Linked DNA regions of Homo sapiens: region 1 is linked to region 2. Evidence: read pairs that join two places in POLR2A ChIA-PET (ENCODE). Cell type or tissue: OCI-LY7. All regions are shown on one strand. Links, peaks and the distances in the headings refer to the core of each region. The heading gives the core; the rest is flanking DNA.

Region 1 (10,514 bases), core at 1,121-9,120, 79 kb before region 2:
GCTTGGGGTACCTTGAGCCTACCTCTGCCCTTGAGGAGGTCAGCTGCAGACCCACACAGCATCGTGTCATCCTCACAACAGTGCCCATGTATTGAGCCACTTTCCTTCTGCCTTGGTACTTTTTTTTTGTTTTGTTTCATTTTGTTTTTGAGACAGAGTTTCGCTTTTGTTGCCCAGGCTGGAGTGCAGTGGTGCGATCTCGGCTCATTGCAACCTCTGCCTCCCAGGTTCAAGTGATTCTTCTGCTTCAGGCTCCCAAGTAGCTGGGATTACAGGCGTCTGCCACCACACCTGGCTAATTTTTTGTGTTTTTAGTAGAGACAGGGTTTCACCATGTTGGCTAGGCTGGTCTCAAATTCCTGACCTCAGGTGATCCAAACGCCTCGGCCTCCCAAAGTGCTAGGATTACAGGCGTGAGCCACCATGCCCGGCCCTGTTTTGTTTTTTGAGACGAAGTCTCACTATGTTACCCAGGCTAGACTGCAGGGGCACGATCTCAGCTCACTGCAACCTTGGCCTCCCGGGTTCAAGCGATTCTCCTGCTTCAGCCTCCAGGGTAGCTGGGATTACAGGCGCGCACCACCACACCCGGCTAATTTTTGTATTTTTAGTAGAGACGGGGTTTCACCACGTTGGCCAGGCTGTTCTCGAACTCCTGACCTCAGGTGATCCACCCGCCTCAGCTTCCCAAAGTGCTGGGATTACAGGCATGAGCCACCACACCCAGCCAGCATTCTTGTATTGAATCATTATGATGTAGGTAGGCATTATCATCCTTATTTTAGAGATAGGGAAACTGAGGCACAGAGAGGTCCAGTAGACTCCCCAAGTCCTATGAGGGAAGCTTTTTTTTTTTTTTTGAGATGGAGACTCACTCTGTCACCCAGGCTGGAGTGCAGTGGCGCGATCTCAGCTCACTGCAACCTCTGCCTCATGGGTTCAAATGATTCCTGTGCCTCAGCTTCCTGAGTAGCTGGGATTACATGTGTGCACCATAATACCCAGCTATGTCTTTGTATTTTTAGAGATGCAGTTTCACTATGTTGGCTGGTTTCAAACTCCTGGCCTCAAGTGATCCACCCACCTCAGCCTACCAAAGTGCTGGGATTACAGGTGTGAGCCACTGCGCCTGGCCGAGGAAACCTTTTATTTTTTAATTTATTTTATTTCTTTATTTTTATTTTTTGAGATGGAGTCTTGCTGTGTCACCCAGGCTGGAGTGTAGTGACACAATCTCGGCTCACTGCAACCTCTGTCTCCTGGGTTCAAGCGATTCTGCTGTCTCAGCCTTCCGAGTAGCTGGGATTACAGGCGTGTGCCACCACTCCTGGCTAATTTTTTTGTATTTTTGTAGAGATGGGGTTTCACCATGTTGGTCAGGCTGGTCTCGAACTTCTGACCTCAAGTGATCTGCCCGCCTCTGCCTCCCAAAGTGCTGGGATTATAGGCATAAGCCACTGCACCCGGCCTCCAAGGGAACCTTTCAGAGTGATGGAAATGTTCTAAAATGGGATTGTGGTGGCCACTGTACAACTCTGTAAATTTTCTTCTTTTTTTTTTTTGAGATGGAGTCTTGCTCTGTCACCTAGACTGGAGTGCAGTGGCACAATCTTGGCTCACTGCAACCTCCGCCTCCCGTGTTCAAGCTATTCTCCTGCCTCAGTCTCCTGAGTAGCTGGGATTACAGGCGTGCGCCACCACACCTGGCTAATGTTTGTATTTTTAGTAGAGACGGGATTTCACCAAGTTGGTCAGGCTGGTCTTGAACTCTTGACCTCGTGATCTGCCTGCTTCAGCCTCCCAAAGTGCTGGGATTACAGTTGTGAGCCACTGTGCCCGGCCTCAACTCTGTAAATTTTCTCAAAATCATTGAACTTTATCCTTACAAGCCGGTGAACTTTATTTATTTATTTTTTTGAGAAGGCGTCTCACTCTGTTGCCCAGTCTGGAATGCAGTGGCGCGATCTTGGCTCACTGCAACCTCCGCCTCCCGGGGTCAAGTGGTTTTCCTGTCACATTGAGATAACTTTAAATTACATACTCAGTTAAAAATTAGGCTGGGGACAGGCACGGTGGCTCACGCATGTAATCCCAGCACTTTGGGAGGCCGAGGCAGGTGGATCACCTGAGGTCAGGAGTTTGGTACCAGCCTGACCAACAAGGTGAAACCTCGTCTCTACTAAAAATACAAAAATTAGCCAGGTGTGGTGGCACACGCCTGTAGTCCCAACTACTCGGGAGGCTGAGGCAGGAGAACTGCTTGAATCCAGGAGGCGGAGGTTGCAGTGAGCCCAGATTGCGCCACTGTGCTCCAGTCTGGGTGAAAGAACGAGACTCTGTCGCAAAAAAAAAAAAAAAAAAAAAAAAAAAAATTAGCCTGGCCATAGTGGCTAACACTTATAATCCTGGCACTTTGGGAAGCCAAGGTGGGAGGATCGGTTGAGCCCAGGAGTTTGATACCAGCCTGGGCAACATAGGGAGATCTCATCTTTACAAAAAATAAGGCAACTTAAAGAGACCTCATCTCTACAAAAAATAAAAATTAGGGCGGGGCACAGTGGCCCATGCCTGTAATCCCTGCACTTTGGGAGGCCAAGGTGGGCAGATCACAAGGTCAGGAGTTCAAGACCAGCCTGGCCAACATAGTGAAACCCCATCTCTACTAAAAATCCAAAAAATTAGCCGGGCGTGGTGGTGCATGCTTGTAATCCAAGCTGCTCGGGAGGCTGAGGCAGGAGAGTTGCTTGAACCTGGGAGGCGGAGGTTGCAGTGAGCTGAGATCGTGCCACTGCACTCCAGTCCAGGCGACTATGAGACTCTGTATCAAAAAAAAAAAAAAAAAAAAAATTAGCTGAGTGTGGTGGCAGGCACCTGTGATCCCAAATATTTGGGAGGCTGAGGTAGAAGGATCACTTGAGCCCAGGTTGAGACCGCAGTGAGCCATGATCATGCCACTGCATTCCAGCCTGGGATACAGAGCGAGGCCCTGACCCTCACTCCAAAAAAAAAAAAAAAAAAAAAAAAAAAAACAGAAAGAATGAAAGAATAATCCTGAATGATTTACTCTCTTGAATAAGCATGTGACTCTTCTGCAGACCTTTAATGTCAGAGTCCCACTGGTCTTGAAAGGAATACTGCGACTCCACATATTTTCAGAATTACACTTAAATTTCCTTTAAGTGTAATAGCCTTTTTTTTCTTCTTTTTTGAGATAGAGTCTTGCTTTATCACCCAGACTTTAGTGCAGTGTCACGTCCCTGCATTCATGGCTCACTGCAGCCTCAACCTCCCAGGCTCCGGTGATTCTCCCTCCTCAGCCTCCCCAGTTGCTGGGACCACAGGTGCATGCCACCATGCCTGGCAAATTTTTTTTTTGGTAGAGAACGGGGTCTCCCTATGTTGTCCAGGTTGTTCTGGAACTCCTGGGCTCAAGCAGTGCTCCCACCTCGGCCTCCCAAAATGCTGGGATTACAGGCATGAGCCGCTGTGTCTAGCCAAGTGTAATGGCGTTTTATTTTATTTTATTTTATTTATTTTTGAGATGGAGTTTCGCTGTTTCACCCAGGCTGGAGTGCAGTGGTGCAATCTCAGCTCAGTGCAACCTCTGCCTTCCGATTTCAAGCGATTCTTCTGCCTCAGCCTCCCAGGTAGCTGGGATTACATGCGTCCACCACCATGCCTGGCTAATTTTTGTATTTTTAGTAGAGATGGGGTTTCACCATGTTGGCCATGCTGATCTCAATCTCCTGACCTTGTGATCCGCCTGTCTTGGCCTCCCAAATTGTTGGGATTACAGGTGTGAGCCACCGCGACTGGCTGTAATGACCTTTTAAAGTCTGACTTATGAACACAAGGGCTTATTTTCCCCATGGGTCTCAAAGCAGTGCTTGGGAGGAGGATAGATCTTGGATATACTCAATTGTAAAAGAAAGCAGTGGTTTGTGAAGACCTTGGCTGGTAAGCACTTTCTCCTTTATGAAGCTCTTGGCTAGGTGAGGTGGTTCACGCCTGTAATCCCAGCACTTTGGGAGGCCAAGGTGGAGGATTGCTTGAGGCCAGTAGTTCGAGACCAGGCTGGGCAACATGGTGAGACCCTGTCTCTATTAATTTAATTATATATATATATATAGAGAGAGAGAGAGAGAGAGACAGGGTCTCACTCTGTCACCCAGGCTGGAGTGCAGCAGTGCAATCTGGGCTCACTGCAACATTGACCTTCTGGGATCAAGGGATCCTCCCATCTCAGCCTCCCGAGTAGCTGGGACTACATGCATGCGGCCTCACACCCAGCTAATTTTGTATTTTTGGTAGAGATCGGGTCTCACTATGTTGCCCAGGCTGGTCTTGAACTCCTGGTTCAAGTGATCCGCCTGCCTTAGCCTCCCAAAGTGCTGGGATTATAGGTGTGAGCCACCGCACCTAGCCTATGTATGTATGTATTTATTTTTAATTAATTAATTTTTTTGAGACAGTCTTGCTCTGTCACACAGGCTGGAGTGCAGTGGCGCGATCTCGGCTCACTGCAACCTCTGCCTCTGAGGTTCAAGCAATTCTTCTGCCTCAGCCTCCCGAGTAGCTGGGTTTACAGTCGCCCGTCACCATGCCTGGCTAATTTTTGTATTTTTAGTAGAGATGGGGATGTCACCATGTTGGCCAGGGTGGTCTCGAACTCCTGACCTCAAGCAATCCGCCCACCTTGGCCTCCCAAAGTGCTGGGATTACAGACGTGAGCCACCACGCCCGGCCTGACATATGTATTTAATTTTTTAAAATGAAATGAAGCTCTGAGGGCTCAAATCAATCACTCAATCAATCTGCTAATCATTTCAGTCCCAGCTCCAGCACTAATTGGCACGGAGAGCCCAGATGAGCCGCTTTTTCTACGGGTTCAGATTGTACCTGAGTGGGGCCTGGACTCGAGACAGCTGAGGTTCCAGCAGCTGGCCCATGGATTGCATCCAGCCCTCTGTGCTTTGGTCTGCATATCATTTTTGAAAAAAATGAATGACCATTTAAAAAATATGAATTTCTGGCCGAGCGGTGGCTCACACCTGTAATCCCAGCACTTTGGGAGGCCGAGGCAGGTGGATCACCTGAGGTCAGGGTTTAAGACCAGCCTGACCAACATGACGAAACCCCATCTCTACTTAAAAAACAAAATTAGCCAGGTGTGGTGTCATGTGCCTGTAATCCCAGCTTCTCAGGAGGCTGAGGCAGGAGAATCGCTTGAACCTGGGAGGCAGAGGTTGCAGTGAGCCGAGATTGCCCCATTGCACTCCAGCCTGGGCAACAAGAGTGAAACTCTGTCTCAAAAAAAAAAAAAAAAAAATTCGTCTTCCAGAACAATCTAAAGATGGAGCAGGATGCGGTTTTCTCCTCCACTCTGGAGACATATGATGTATGCACTAGACTGCACCACAGTCCCCTTCTCTCACCAACGCCTTTGAATGAGGCCCAGGTTCCTCAGTCCTGGTTCTCGATGGTGACATAGCCCAGGAACACGGTGGAAAGGATGGTGCTGAGCAGCTCAGTGATGCTTCCCTGGGGCCTGGGTCCGACTACAGCTCACACAAGCTTCTGATGGGCCCTGGCAGTGCTCGAGTAGCCAGAGGCTCCATCATGCACCACACGTTGTCACACTCTACCTGTGTTGTGCCTTCTCCCCTTGCTCTCCAGTGAAGCTGAGAGACTTCGAGTCAGCCGTGAACAATTTTGAGAAGGCCCTGGAGAGAGCAAAGCTTGTGCATAACAACGAGGCGCAGCAGGCCATCATCAGTGTGAGCCTTTCCACCCGCCGGGCTTCGGGTGTCAGGAGTGGGGTTGGGTGGTCAGGCCTTCAGTTCCCCCTCAGCCTGCTTGGGCGCCATTCCACAGCCGTTTTTTTGTTTGTTTGTTTATTTGTTTTGAGACAGAGTCTTGCTCTGTTGCCCAGGCTGGAGTGCAATGGCGTGATCTCGGCTCACTGCAAGCTCCGCTTCCGGGTTCACACCATTCTCCTGCCTCAGCCTCCCAAGTAGCTAGGACTACAGGCGCCCCCCACCACGTCTGGCTAATTTTTTGTATTTTTAGTAGAGACAGGGTTTCACTGTTAGCCAGGATGGTCTCGATCTCCTGACTTTGTGATCCGCCCGCCTTGGCCTCTCAAAATGCTGGGATTACAGGCGTGAGCCACTGTGCCCAGCCAGAAACAAAAATTTTACAAAATATATTTACCTCTGCTACGTACTCTGCATGCTGATATTTCCTATTACATTCTGTTTTCTTATTTTTATTTATTTATTTATTTATTGAGACAGGGTCTCACTCCCGTTGGCCAGGTCAGAATGCAGTGGCACTGTTATGGCTCATTGCAGCCTCGACCTCCTGGGCTCAAGTTATCCTCCTGCCTCATTTTAAAATTTTTTTGTAGAGATGAGGTCTCACTATGTCTTGAACTCCTGAGCTCAGGCAATCCACCCTCCTCAGCCTCCCAATGTGCTGGGATTACACGTGTAAACTGTACTTAGCTTTTTTTTTTTTTTTTTTTGAGACTGAGTCTCACTTGTCACCCAGGCTGGAGTGCAATGGTGTGATCTTGGCTCACTGCAACCTCCGCCTCCCGGGTTCAAACGATTCACCTGCCTCAGCCTCCCGAGTAGCTGGGATCACAGGCGCCCCCCCACCACGCCCAGCTAATTTTTGTATTTTTAGTAGAGATGGGGTTTCACCATGTTGGCCAGGCTGGTTTGGAACTCCTGACCTCAAATGATCTGTCTGCCTCGGCCTCCCAAAGTGCTGGGATTATAGGTGTGAGCCACTGTGCCTGGCCATAATTTTTGTATTTTTAATAGAGATGGGATTTAGCCATGTTGGCCAGGCTGGTCTCGAACTCCTGACCTTAGGTGATCTGCCCGCCTCGGCCTTCCAAAGTGATGGTATTACTGGTATGAGCCACCATGCCCGGCCTTTTTTTTTTTTTTTTTTTTTAAATAGAGATGGGGCCATGTATGGTGGGACCTAGCCTGGGACCCAACGTGTTGCTGGGACTCGGCAACATGGCGAAACCCTATCTCTAAAAAATAAAAAAAATTAGCCGGGTGTGGTGACTCACTCCAGCCACTTGGAAGGCTGAGGTGGGAGGACCACTTAAGCCTGAGAAGTTGAGGCTGTAACAAGGAGTGATCTCACCCCTGCACTCCAGCCTGGGTGACAGAGCGAGACCCTGTCTCTAAATAAATAAATAAGTAGAGACGGAGTCTCAGTATGTTGGCCAGGCTAGTCTCAAACTCTTTGCCTCAAATGATTCTCCTGCCTTGACCTGCCAAAGTGCTGGGATTACAGGCATGGGCCACTGTGCCTAGCCTTATTTTCTTATTTTCTTTTTGCTTTTTATGTATTTATTTTTAGACAGAGTGTCTCTCTGTCACACAGACTTAGTACAGTGGTGAGATCATAGCTTACTGTAGGCTTGACCTCCTGGGCTCAGGCAATCCTCACACCTTAGCCTCCCATCTAGATGGGACTACAGATGCATGTCACCATGCTGGGGGCTAATTTTTTATTTTTTGTAGACTCAGGGTCTTACTCTGTTACCCAGGCTGGTATCAAACTCCTGGACTCAAGTGATCCTCCTGCCTCGGGCTTCCAAAGTGCTGGGACTGAGCCACTGTACCCAGCCCTCATTTTCTCTTATCAGCAGTCCCCAAGCTTTTTGGCACCAGGCTCCAGTTTTGCAGAAGACAGTTTTTCCATGGACCGGTGGTGGGGGAAATGGTTTCGGGATGAAACTGTTCCACCTCAGATCATCAGACATTAGATTCTCATGAGGAGCATGCAACATAGATCCCTCACGTGCCGTTCACAATCGGGTTCTCCCTCCTATGAGAATCTAATGCCGCCACTGATCTGACAGCCTAATGCTCACTTGCCGACCCTCCGCTTACCTCCTGCTGTGTGGCCCGGTTCCTAACAGGCCATGGACCAGTCAGTGGCCCAGGGTCTAAATTGACGTTAGGACTTGCAGTTTGAAAAATACCACCTCCAGGAGACAAGAAATCTAGTGTGATTTCCTCATTCTCTTGCCTAAACCTTTTATTACTTCCTGGCTGTCTCTGTTCCTGACTTTTTCCCACAGGGGTAGGAAGGCACTGGGTAAGCTCTCCCCTGTGGGCCTCTCCAGCTTCCTGCTGGTCAGTCCCCAGCCCCCATCACCTTGCATTCCAGCTCCAGCCAATACCAGCTTCCTGTCTTCCTAAACAGGCTTTCTTTTTTCTTTTCTTTTTTTGAGACAAGGTCTTGCTCTGTCACCCAGGCTACAGTGCAGTGGTGTGACTACAGCTCACTGCAGCCTTGATCTCTGGGCTCAAGAGATAAGTATCTGGGACTACAGGTGTGGGCCACCATGCCTGGCTGATATTTTTAATTTTTATTTTTTGTAGAGATGAGGTCTCACTATATTGCCCAGGCTGGGCACTTGAGAGCTCCTGCACTCAAGCGATCCTCCTGTCTCAGCCTTTTAAAGTGTTGGGATTACAGGTGTGAGCCACCACACCCGGCCTAAACAGGTTTCTTATGCCTCATAACATATGCTGTTATCTCTGCCTGGAATATTCTAAACCTTCCCTTCCCACCTCCTTCACCTGGCTAACTCCCACTCAACCTTTAGGTTTCAGCTTAGATGTCCCCTCTTTGAGGCGGCCTTCTCTGACCCCTCAGTCTGGGTGAGGAGCCCTCACATCAGGTTTCACAGCCTTGATATGTCCCCCATCAAAGTCCACGTTGTGCACTTGTAATTGCCTAGACTTCCATTGCTTAAGGAGGCAGCTGCTAGCCACGTGAGGCTAAAGTTAATTAAAACTAGGCTGGGTGTGGTGGCTCATGCCTGTAATCCCAGCACTTTAGGAGGCCGAGATGGATGGATCACCTGAGGTCAGGAGTTTGAGACCAGCCTGGCCAACATGGTGAAACCCCATCTCTATTAAAAATACAAACAATTAGCCGGGTATGGTGGCACACACCTGTAGTCCCAGCTACTTGGGAGGCTGAGGCAGGAGAATCGCTTGAACCCGGGAGGTGGAGGTTGCATGAGCCAAGATCATGCCATTGCACTCCAGCCTAGGCAACAGAGCGAAACTCCATCTCAAAAAAAAAAAAAAAAAAGTAAATAAAATGTAAAATTCTCAGTCACACTAGCCACATTTCAAGTCATTATAGCCACATGTGAGGCCGGGTGCGGTGGCTCACACCTGTAATCCGAACACTTTGGGAGGCCGAGGCGGGTGGATCACGAGGTCAGGAGATTGAGACCATCCTGGCCAACATTGTCTCTACTAAAAATACAAAAAATTAGCCAGGTGTGATGGCACACTCCTGTAGTCCCAGCTACTCGGGAGGCTGAAGCAGGAGAATTGCTTGAACCTGAGAGATGGAGGTTGCAGTGAGCCAAGATCACGCCACTGCACTCCAGCCTGGGCGACAGAGCGAGACTCCGTCTCAAAAAAAAAAAAAAAGCTACATGTGGCCTATGGGTGCTACATAATACAGATCTAGAATATTCCCATTGTCACAGAAATTTCTGTTGAATAGTGCTGGCCTAGACTGTGTCAGGAGGCAGAGACCAGGGGAGAAACTTGGAGGTGCTCTGGGCTCCCCCACCCCACCCACTCCCAGTGCATCCAGGTGGACGCACAAGCTTAGTAAAGTCTGCACACCAACTTCACAGGTGCACACTCACCCAGGCCTCTTCCTCCTGCTTCTGACCAGACAGCTTCCTTAAGCCCTTCCCACAGCCAAATTCCAGAGCACCACTGGCACGCAGCTGGACCCCAGGAAGTATCTGCTGGAGTGAAGTAAACGGGGCCCCTGTCCTTGGGGAGCTTATGCCATCATTGAAAGAAGCCAGATTGCATAACTTGTGGGCAGCAAAGGGGCATGGCCTCAGGGACCAGCCTGGGGTCTGCAGGCACTGGGCAAAGAGAGCAGGGACCCTGAGAAGTGAAGGCTCAGGACACTCCCAGTGGGAGGAAGACCTCATGCTGTGCTCTGAAGGACAAGGATAGCAGAGCTGGCCAGGCCGAGGAGGGGCAAGTGCACTGAAGACGTGGGAGGTCGGCGCTGAGGGCTGGTGGCCGGCAGAAGAGAGATCCTGGCCTGGGTCCCAGAGCTGGGGGGTTCCCGGTGGCGGGGGATGGTGGTGACAGAGCCCCAGACAGTCAGCACACCAGCCTGGACTTGAAGGGCTGTGGACAGCAGAGAAGTGATCTGATCACCTCTGTTTTTTGGGAGGCAGGTTCATGGTGAGCTGTTTGTGAGGACTGTGGTAAGGCTAACACTGCCCTCTCATGGCGGAGAAATCATACCCAAAAGACCCCAGCAGGCGCAGTCTATCCTCTGCCACCATACGGCCCAGGGAAGCCCAGGCCTAGCATGTTGTCGTCCTCGTCATAAATGCCATGTCCCCAGCTCTGGCTTCCAGGCGAAGAGCACCCACCTCACTGCAGCCCTGCCAGATGTACCATGCGCCACATACTTCCATG
Region 2 (10,514 bases), core at 1,164-9,163:
AATTTGGCTCTCCCTGTAAGCCTCACGGCTGCTCTGTGCACACATCGCCCTCCAGCCACACGTGGTTTCCCCTCCCAGCTTCTGTCCTTTCATGCCAGCCCCTCCTATGAAAGGCCTTTCTGCACTACAAATAGCTGCCTTCCCCTTTGCTTTGATCTCAGTCCTTTCCTTCTGGGTGTAATCTAAGGAGAGAGGCAGATGTCTCCTGTCTCCTGTGGAGTGACCCTTCAGAGATTTAGCGACCTTCAGTTCTTGCTGCCTCAGACTTCTCTTCCCAATTCTCCTTCCCCAAGGAGTAATGGGAGGACCCAGAAACGTCCGTTCAGTAACACACAAGCACAAAGCCTCCGCCATCCAACCCTTGAGCGAAGCACCCAGGAACTCAAGCCTGCCCTCATCTGGCGAGGCTTAGCTTCTGTCCCACCCTTTCCCTGGGCTCCAGCTCCTGGGACTACTGACCTGTGTTGTGAGCCTGAAGCTGGGAGGCCGAGTTCACTGTCACCTTACACGTGGGGCAGTAGAGGTGCCCCTTCTCACTCCTGCCTTCCCCACTCATGCTGCTTCCCACGGCAGCTGCCGCTGGCTCAGGCCCCGGTGCCTCTCTCCCAGGCTCTGGGGAGCAAGGTGGGCAGGAGGAAGAAGAGGATGAGGAGGCAGCATCCAAGAGCTCTGAGTGGGCTGGCTCCCTGCATGTAGGGTCTGGAGTTGGTGGTGGCTGGAGTGGAGGCCCAAGAGGAGGGGCTGCAGGAACTGCTGCAGAGATGGAAGAGTGTGAGACCCAAGATGACGCTGCAGACCACGATCTTCAGCTCTGACCATGGAGGTGGCCTGGAGGGCCCCTGGTGGATGACCAGCACTGAATTCCAGGCCCCACTTTTCTACCAACTCACTGGGCAGACTTGGGCCTCAGTTTCCCCATCTGAAATCATTAAGTTGGACACAGTGGTCTCAGAAAGCCCTCACAGCCCTCATATCCTTATTTGCTAACTTAAACAGAGATCACCAAAAAAGATGTACTAGAATGTTCAGAGAACACTATTCATAATATCATAAAACTGAAACTACCCACATGTCCACCAACAGGAGAGCAGATTTTTAAAAAACAATGGTGCGGGCTGGATACGGTGGCTCATGTCTGTAATCCGAGCACTTTGGGAGGCCGAGGCAGGTGGATCACCTAAGGTCAGGAGTTCGAGACTGGCCTGGCCAACATGGTGAAACCCTATCTCTACTAAAAATACAGAATTAGGCGTGGTGGCACATGCCTATAATCCCAGCTACTCGGGAGGCTGAGGCAGGAGAATCGCTTGAACCTGCAAGGTGGAGGTTACAGTGAACTGAGATCACACCACTGCACTCCAGCCTGGGCGACAGAGTGAAACGCCATCTCAAAAACAAACAAACAAACAAAAAAAACACAGTGGTATGGGCCAGACGCAGTGGCTCACGCCTGTGATCCCAACACTTTGGGAGGCCAAGGTTAGCAGATCACTTGAGTCCAGGACTTCGAGACCAGACTGGGTGACACAGCGAAACACCATCTGTACTAAAAATACAAAAATTAGCCAGGCATGGTGGCACATGCCTATAGTTCCAACTACTTGGGAGGCTGAGGCAGGAGAATCGCTTGAGAGCCAGGGAGGTGGATGAGCCTAGGTCACACCACTGCACTCCAGCCTGGGTGACAGAGCCAGACCCTGTCTCAAAAAAAAAAAGAGCTTTTAAGAATTTAAATTAAAAAAAAATAGTGGTATGATCCACGGTGGAGTACTACACAGCAATGAAAGAGAACAAACTACAGCTACACGCAAAAACATGGATGAATCTTACAGATATAATGAATGTTGATGAATGTTTGTGAGAGATGAATAAAAACTAGATACCGGCCAGGCAGGGTGGCTCACGCCTGTAATCCCAGCACTTTGGGAGGCCGAGGTGGGTGGATCACAAGGTCAGGAGTTCGAGACCAGCCTGGCCAATATGGTGAAACCCCGTTTCTACTAAAAATACAAAAATTAGCTGGACGTGGTGGCAGGTACCTGTAGTCCCAGCTACTTGGAAGGCTGAGGTAGGAGAATGGCTTGAACCCAGGAAGCAGAGGTTGCAGTGAGCCAAGATTGCACCGCTGTGCTCCAGCCTGGGAGACAGAGCGAGACTCTGTCTCAAAAAACAAACAAACAAAACAAAAAAAACCCACAAAACAAAACAGATACAAAAAAACCCCTGCACACTCTATGTTTCACCAAAAATAGGTAAAGCTGATCTATGCTGAGAAAAGTCAGGATCGTATTTACCATCAGAGGGGTTGTAGTTAGTTGAATAGTGTCTCCCCCAAAATTCACATCTATCTGGAACCTCAGAATGTGACCTTATTTGGAAACAGGGTCTTTGAAGATAAAATTAGTTAAGATGAGGTCATGCTGGGTTCGGGTGGGATTGATCTAGTGACTGGTACCCTTATAAAAAGAGCTTGTGGAAACACAGGGACACACAAGGGAGAATGTGGAGATGGAGGTGGAGATTGGAGTGATGCGTCTATAAGCCAAGGAGTGCCAAGGAATACTGGCAGCCACCAAAGGCCAGAAGAGAAGCATGGGACACTTTCTCCTCTAAGCCCCCAAGAAGGAACCAATGCTGTCAACGCCTTGATTTCAGACTTCTGGCCTCCAGAGCTGTGTGAAAATAAATTTTTGTTGTTTTCAGTCACCCAGGTTGTAGTCTCTTTTTTTGGGGGTGGGGGTGGGCAGGGGAGGTTAGAGACAAGGTTTTGCTCTGTCACCCATAGCTCACTGCAGCCTCGACCTCCTGGGCTTAAGCAGATCCTCCTGCTTCAGCCTCCTGAGTAGCTGGGACTACAGGTGTGCATCATCATGCCTGGCAAATAAATTTTTTGTAGAGACAGGGTCACACCATGTTTCCCAGACTGGTCTCAAACTCCAGGCTTAAAGCAATCCTCCCGCCTCAGCCTCCCAAAGTGTTAACCATCACAACATGTGAGCCACCATTCCTAACTTCACAAATGAAGTCATTTGTGAAGGCAGCCCTTGGAAATGAATACTTCAAGGTAATGACCAGGAGGAGGTGCAAGACAAGCTTCTGAGGTGCTGGTAACGTGTTTCCTGATCTGGGTGTGTTCAGCTTAGGAAAATTCATGGCGTGGTACACTTGTGTGCCTTTGCCTGTCTGTATGGAATACTCCAACACAAGCAAAAAGAATAAGCAGAAATCTCTCAACCCCTTGTCGGAAACCAGATTTGGAGTGGAGACGTGGGAAAGAGAAGAGCTCAGGACTGACCTTTACTCTGTGGCTCTCCAGGGGCTCCACTGGCCAGCGTTGGGATTGGGGACACTACAGCCCCATCCTGGGCCTGGGTGTGTGGCCTCTGCTTGCTCTTGGCAGCCTCGACAGCCTTGAGTTTTCTGGCGTGTTTGTGGCCTTTATAATGTGCCTCGGCCTGGTTCTGGGGAGGGGAGGGCAAGAGGTCACCATTCACTGGCTGAGTCCACATGCCCCATCTGTGAACTGGAGCCCAGCAGGGGGACAGGTCAAAGGGAGGCAGGGCTCAGGTCACACAAAGGGCAAGTCCTTGTCCTTGTCATCATCATCACCATAGCACATGTGGCTCTGAGGTTTGCAGAATGTGTTCTCGCACATGAACTCCAAGGCAGGCTGCCTCTGGCTTCAGATCTGACCCAGCCACTTACTAACCACATCTTTTTGTTGTTGTTGTTGTTGTTTTTGTTTTTTGTTTTTTGAGATGGAGTCTCGCTCTGTCGCCCAGGCTGGAGTGCAGTGGCGCCATCTCAGCTCACTGCAACCTCCGCCTCCCGGGTTCAAGCGATTCTTCTGCCTCAGCCTCCGGGGTAGCTGGGACTACAGGCGCCCGCCACCACACCCGGCTAATTTTTTGTATTTTTAGTAGAGACGGGGTTTCACCATATTAGCCAGGATGGTCTCGATCTCCTGCCTCGTGATCCACCCGCCTCAGCCTCCCAAAGTGCTGGGATTACAGGCGTGAGCCACCACGCCTGGCCACTAACTACATCTTTAGGCAAGTAACATCTCTCTGAGCCTGAGTCTCCTCACCCATAAACCCTGTGATGATAATACTGACCTCATGGGGTTGTCAGAATTACATGGGAACATGAATTACAAGGGCCGAGTACATAGAGTAGGTGCTCAATGAATGTTAGTTATCAAGTGTATCAATGCACAAATGGAGAAAGCAGAGCAATCCCCACACTTTGGGGTGTATGTACCCCAGAACATTCATCCCTTTGTTCATTTGTTCAACAAGTCATTACTGAGCATTTGCTATTTGCCAGGCACTGTGCCCGGGGTCCGGCAGGAAGAAGAATGGTTCCTCCCTCAGAACGAATTCTCTCCTCCATCTTTTTTTTTTTTTGAGACGGAATCTCGCTTTGTCACCCAGGCTGGAGTGCAACGGGAGCAATCTAGGCTCACTGTAACCTCTGCCTCCTGGGTTCAAGCGATTCTCCTGCCTCAGCCTCCCGAGTAGCTGGGATTACAGGCACCTGTCACCACAACTGGCTGCTTTTTTTTTTTTCTTCTGTATTTTAGTAGAGATGGGGTTTCACCATGTTGGCCAGGCTGGTCTCTAACTCCTGACCTCAAGTGATCCACCCACCTTGGCCTCCCAAAGTGCTGGGATTACAGGCATGAGCCACCACGCCCAGCCTCTCCTCCATCTCTTGCAGGACTCATGGAACCAGAAGGCCTGAAGGGAATCCTCAAATCTGGTCTGTCAGTGTCCTCCCTCCAAGGGTCCTCACTTGCTGCTCCCCGGCCCACCTCCTTGAAACATGGGAAAGACAGGCCCCCATGGCCCCTCCCTGGATGCTATACCACAGCAGTTCTGCTGGCATCCAACCGAAACCCCAGATTGCCTAACAGGAGGTAGACCTTCCCTGGGAGGCCAGAATGAGGTTCCTCCTCTACCTAGTGGTAAGATGTAGTAGAAAGGGGTAGGCTGTAGTAGAAAGTCATAGACCTTGGGGTCAGCCAGGCCTGGATTCATATCCCAGCTTTGCTACTTACCAGCTGTGTGGTCTTAGGCAAGTCACTTAACCTCTCTAAGGCTCACTTTCCTCATCTGAAAATCGGGGATTATAATAGCGCCTCTAGGCCAGGCGCGGTGGCTCACACCTGTAATCCCAGCATGTTGGGAGGTTGAGGTGGGTGGATCACTTGAGCCCAGGAGTTCGAGACCAGCTTGGGCAACATGGTGAAACCCTGTATCTGCCAAAAATATAAAAAAATTAGCCAGGCGTGGTAGCACATGCCTGTAATCCCAGCTACTAGGGAAGCTGAGGCACAAGAATCACTTGAACCCTGGAGGTGGAGGCTGCAGTGAGCCAAGATTGCGCCACTGCACTCCCGCCTGGGTGACAGAGTGAGACCTTGTCTAAAAAAACAAAACAAAACAAAAAAATCCCGCCTCCACCCGTCTCACAGATGTATCATGAAAACTATTATTTAAGGGGATGGGCATGATCACATTCTGTAAACTCTCAGGTGCCTTAAGAGCTCAGCTCCAGACCAGGAGCTGATGAGATGGGCCACTGGGACCTGGAGTGGAGGAAGGGCAGTCTTCTCTCTTGCAGAAGGATCCAGAACACAGGAGAGAGGCCTGGGGGGAAGGAAATGGAATCCCACTGGGCTACAGCTGGGCAGAAGGGGAAGGGGCAGAAGAATCTAGAGAGAGGAGAGGATGCGATGGTTAAAGGACCAAGAGTGCCTCTTCTGCAGCCAGGGTGGAAAATACCGACCACAGCCCCTTTGCCACTGATATTCCTCCCAGAAGGACTCTGAAAGCCCAGCCTCCAGCCCTCTCCCTGCCCAGCCCCCTCCCCAGACCTGCTTTCACTACTTTGTCTCACCGCTGAGTTGAACCTCAGGTGACAGATGTTACAGGAAATGAACAGCTTCTTCTTCAGAGGGGAGGGGACACCAAACGTGTGGCTGATGACAGCTTTCTGGACCGGGTCCATCTGTGAAGGGAGTGGGAGGGCATAATAACTCTGGGGTTGGCTTGGGAAGCAGGGGTCGGGGGCAGCACAAAATGCCCAAAACTAAAGATGACTGAAGAGGGCCTTGGTCAGCTTCTAGGAAGAACTTTTCCATCCTGTGGATGTTGGAAAGAGAAACAGCTGGGCCAGGCGCGGTGGCTCACACCTGTAATCCCAGCACTTTGGGAGGCCGAGGCAGGCAGATCACCTCAGGTTGGGAGTTCAAGACCAGCCTGACCAACATGGAGAAACCCCATCTCTACTAAAAAAAAAATACAAAATTAGCCAGGTGTGATGGCGCATGCCTGTAATCTCAGCTACTCGGGAGGCTGAGGCAGGAGAATTGCTTGAACCAGGGAGATGGAGGTTGCGGTGAACCGAGAGCAGGCCATTACACTCCAGCCTGGGCAACAAGAGCGAAACTTCGTCTCAAAAAAAAAAAAAAGAAAAGAAAAAGAAAAAGAAAAGGAAAGAAAGAAGAAGAAACAGCTGCCTGGGTGCAGTGGCTCACGCCTGTAATCCCATCACTTTGGGAGGCCAAGATGGGTGAATCACCTGAGGTCAGGAGTTCAAGACCAGCCTGGCCAAGAGAAACTCCTTCTCTACTAAAAATACAAAAATTAGCCAGGTGTGGTGGCACGTGCCTGTAGTCTCAGCTACTCAGGAGGCTGAGGCAGGAGGCTTGAACCTCAGAGGCAGAGGTTGCAGTGAGCTGAGATTGCGCCACTGCACTCCAGCCTGGGCAACAGAGTGAGACTCTGTCTCAAAAAAAAAAAAAAAAAAAAAGAGAAGAGAAAAGAAAAGAAAGGAAAAGAAAAGAAAAGAAAAATACACAGCCTCTCCCGGCTGTCTTTATTTGTCAGCCTAGGCTTCTGCTTGGAAGCAGGGGAATGGCCAGAGTGCCCTGCATGTTTCTGGGACATAGAACCATGTCCTGGTGATCACCTTGGCATCTCTTGGTGCCCCTTAGGTCATTATTTTTGTTTTTTGTTTTTCTCCTTTGCAATAATTACAACTATTGGGACAGAGAGTTGGAAACAAGGAGAGGCAGGGAAGAGACAAAGAACTCGTCTGTTGGAATTTCCTCTCCCATCACCCAGGCTTCATGCAGGGACCTGTGGGCTGGGGGAAGATAAGTCCTATCTCATCAGCTCTATCACTGTCACAGGGCCTGAGGCTGCTGACGACCTTTTTTTTTTTTTTTTTTTTTTTTTATAAGATGGAATACTGCTCTGTCGCCCAGGCTGGAGTGCAGTGGCATGATCTCAGCTCACTGCAACTTCCACCTCTCAGGTTCAAGTGATTCTGCTGCCTCAGCCTCCCGAGTAGCTGGGATTACAGGCGCCCACCACTACGTCTGGCTAATTTTTGTTATTTTTAGTAGAGACAGGGTTTCACCATGTTGGCCAGGCTGGTCTCGAACTCCTGCCCTCAAAATGATCCGCCTGCCTTGGCCTCCCAATGTGCTGGAATTACAGGTGTGAGCCACCGTGCCCAGCCATGACGACCTCTCTTGAGAGAGTGAGAGCCACAGCCAGGGGAGGTGGGGGGCCAGTAGGGGGCAGGGAGCAGCAAGTGGAGGCCTAAGGTTCCCCAAGGAGTAGGATCGTTTCTTTGGAATATTAATTTGGATTTTTTTTCTTTTCCTTATTATTTTTTTGAGATGGAGTCTCCCTCTTGTCGCCCAGGCTGGAGTGCAATGGCGGAGCCAAAATCTTGCAACCTCCGCTTCCTGGGCTCAAGCGATTCTCCTGCCTCAGCCTCCCAAGTAGCTGGGACTACAGGTGCCCACTACCATGCTCGGCTAATTTTTGTATTTTTAGTAGAGATGGGGTTTCACCATCTCTGTTGGCCAGGCTAGTCTCAAACTCCTGACCTCAGATGATCAGCCCACCTCAGCCTCCCAAAGTGCTGGGATGACAGGCATGAGCCACTGCACCTAGCTTCTTTTCCTTATTTTAAATCATTTTTTTCTTCTATAGAATTAAGGCTTTATGTTCCCTTTTCTCAGGAAGTTGGGCCAAATGCAGCTGTCTGAACTTGTCAAGAACTTTCCAGGCTGGGCGTGGTGGCTCACACCTGTAATCCCAGCACTTTGGGAGGCCGAGGTGGGAGGATCCCTTGAGCTCCAGAGTTTGAGACCAGCCTGGGTAATATAGTGAGACCTCATCTCTGCTTATATAAAAATAAAATAAAATAAAAAAGGAACTTTCCAAACCTTCCCAAGAAAAGAAAACAGAGCTTAGAGAGAAGAACATGGGTGCAGAAACTTCCCTGAGAACAGAAAGTGGTTCAAATTTTCACAGCACCCAGGGCCAGCAAGGGGCTCAGGGGACAGGACCTCAGAGGAGAATGGCCTGCAGGGGCCCCCTGCAATTGGAACCATGCCATTCAACAGTGAGCCTGTCAGCAAGCGACAGCAAGGACTCAAGACCAGAGGACCACCCCCCAAATGCCTCAGACTCCTTAGGACCTCTGTCTAACTCTGGAGGGTGGGAGGGAAGGGATTCCTAAGTGTGACTGAGGTGGAGTTTGCCACCATCTGCTCAGGATGGGGCATGCCACACCCATGATTTCACTTGAGTTTTCAAAATTTAAAAAAACAGAGATGGTTGCTGATCCCTCATATAGTGAATTAAAATTCATATACTTGTTATGCACACGTGTACAAGGAAATGTACAGACTAGGACACACACACAGCACAGAAGCTTCAGGCAGTTACAAATGCTCAGACAAGCAGAACAATTCACACTCATGCACACAAAGGGCACATGACCACAGGTAAACTCACAATCACCCAAGCCACACAAAAACACGCATGCTCAGAGGGCAGATACACGCCAAACACACAAAAGACACAAGGACACAATAAACCCTCAGATTGTGCAGGCACATACCTTAATTACATAAAATTACCCATGCACAAAGAGTTGTTTACAAACACACGTTGGACACCAACACACAAACTCACATCCACATATAACATACAAAACCTATAGAAACTACAACAAAAAGGCACAGGTTACACACACACACACACACACACACACACACACACACACACACGTCATCCACAGGAGCGCCTACACAGAAGCTTAAGTGGAATGCACAGACTACAGGCCCTTGCAGGCCCAGCAGCTATGATGGTGGGGGTGGGGAAAGGGCTGACACCATCTTGTTCCCCAGCCTAAGAGAGAGCGGGTCCCTCTCTTAGGATCCCAAATAGGGGTCCCTATTTGGGGAGCACCTATCCCCTCTGGGGGATGTTGGAGAAAAAGCTCCTGGTTAGACCCAGCTGCTGAGAGCTGGACCCTCTGAACCCACCTTCTGTGCCCACCCACAAGCTTGTGTGCATGCCCCCACCCGCCAGCCCAGCCCATACCGTGCTGAAGTTGGGGAAGAGACTGAGCGGGGCAGCGCCATTGAAGTGGAAGGCGAGCAAGTGCTTGAAGTCCAGCGGGGGCTGCAGAGGCCGGGTGGGCAGGGGCAGGGAGGCCAGCAGGGGGCTGGGGGCGCCGGAGGCCGGGCCTGCTGCAGGAGGAAGAAGGGCAGGGTCTGAAATGGGCTCTGTCCTACCCCCGTGGCCAGAACAAGAGGCGGGTGGGCTTCTTGGGTGTGGAGCTGGGCAGAAACCTGTGTCTCTCTTCACAGAGTGGCACCAGCCAGACCCATAGTGATTATAGCCCCCTTCTCTGTGCCCTTCCTCCCCACAGCTGGGGAAGCAGAGGCAGGGAGTCCACAGTTGAGGCTCCCAGCCCAGAGGGATGACCCTCCTGCCCCTACTGAGGCAGCATACTGAACCCCAGGGCAGCCCAGCCAAGAGAGGGACAGAGGGGTCTGGGCAGGCCCTGACACACACACCACCATGGAGACTGCATGATGTGCTGGGATTCCATTTTATTGCAAATTAAACTCAAACCCAGGGGTATTAGGAAAAGGCTAGCCCTCGCCCCTCTCACTCTCTAACTATCCTCCCTCCCTCCAGATCCCCAGGATTTCATGGCCAGGGCTGACAGGAGGGAATGGGAAACCCATGGGCTCTGAAGGGATGTGCTCCCCAGCTCTGATGAGGCCTAAACTGCTTCCCCCAGGAGGTAAATAAGCCAACATTCCTGGGTTGGGCCTCGACGCCAGTCCTTGGAGGTGGCAGGTACAGCACTGTGGTTTTGCAGTCTTTGGTCTTAAAGGTCTGAGGCAAGGGCAGGGGAGGGGTAGGAACTTGGAGAGCAACTGGACTTTGAGGAAGAAAATATCAGAAAAAAAAAAAAATCCAGCCCATCTGGGGCTTTTTTCGACCCTGTCATTGCAAAACCAAAAGTAGTCCTTTTAGATGTTTGTGTGGTAACACTATGAAAGATAGCATAGATTTATTTCACATTTGTAGGTTTTTATGTCTATATACACAGTTATACACAGAAAAGGCCTGAGGCTGCCTATTGGTGAGGAGGGAAGGAAGGGAACCACTATCTCTCTGGAACCATTG

Evidence for each region. ChIA-PET counts read pairs that join two places held together with the same protein. Peaks named below come from ENCODE experiments on the same cell type or tissue, not always from the same donor. Only the 100,000 strongest peaks of a DNase experiment are listed, where the experiment ranks them.
Region 1: POLR2A ChIA-PET joins it to region 2 with 5 read pairs; 23 of 35 experiments call an interaction of 5 or more read pairs at or near these places.

Annotation. Positions count from the first base shown.
Region 1 is chr17:41,949,541-41,960,054 of GRCh38, forward strand. ODAD4 (outer dynein arm docking complex subunit 4) reads left to right here. Exons shown (of 12, transcript NM_031421.5): 10 at 5,677-5,777. Among named protein-coding and RNA genes, the nearest start is that of CNP, 12 kb to the right of the region's middle. RefSeq lists enhancers at 9,399-10,006, 10,007-10,514. In OCI-LY7, for the core only: no CTCF peak of the experiment used is centred there; no DNase peak of the experiment used is centred there.
Region 2 is chr17:42,028,324-42,038,837 of GRCh38, forward strand. ZNF385C (zinc finger protein 385C) reads right to left here. Exons shown (of 9, transcript NM_001392013.1): 3 at 9,414-9,562; 4 at 5,902-6,012; 5 at 3,296-3,461; 6 at 460-750. C17orf113 (chromosome 17 open reading frame 113) reads right to left here. Exons shown (of 3, transcript NM_001358661.2): 3 at 9,909-10,514. Among named protein-coding and RNA genes, the nearest start is that of NKIRAS2, 13 kb to the left of the region's middle. RefSeq lists an enhancer at 434-1,222. In OCI-LY7, for the core only: a CTCF peak has its summit at 3,057; a DNase peak (open chromatin) is centred at 5,938.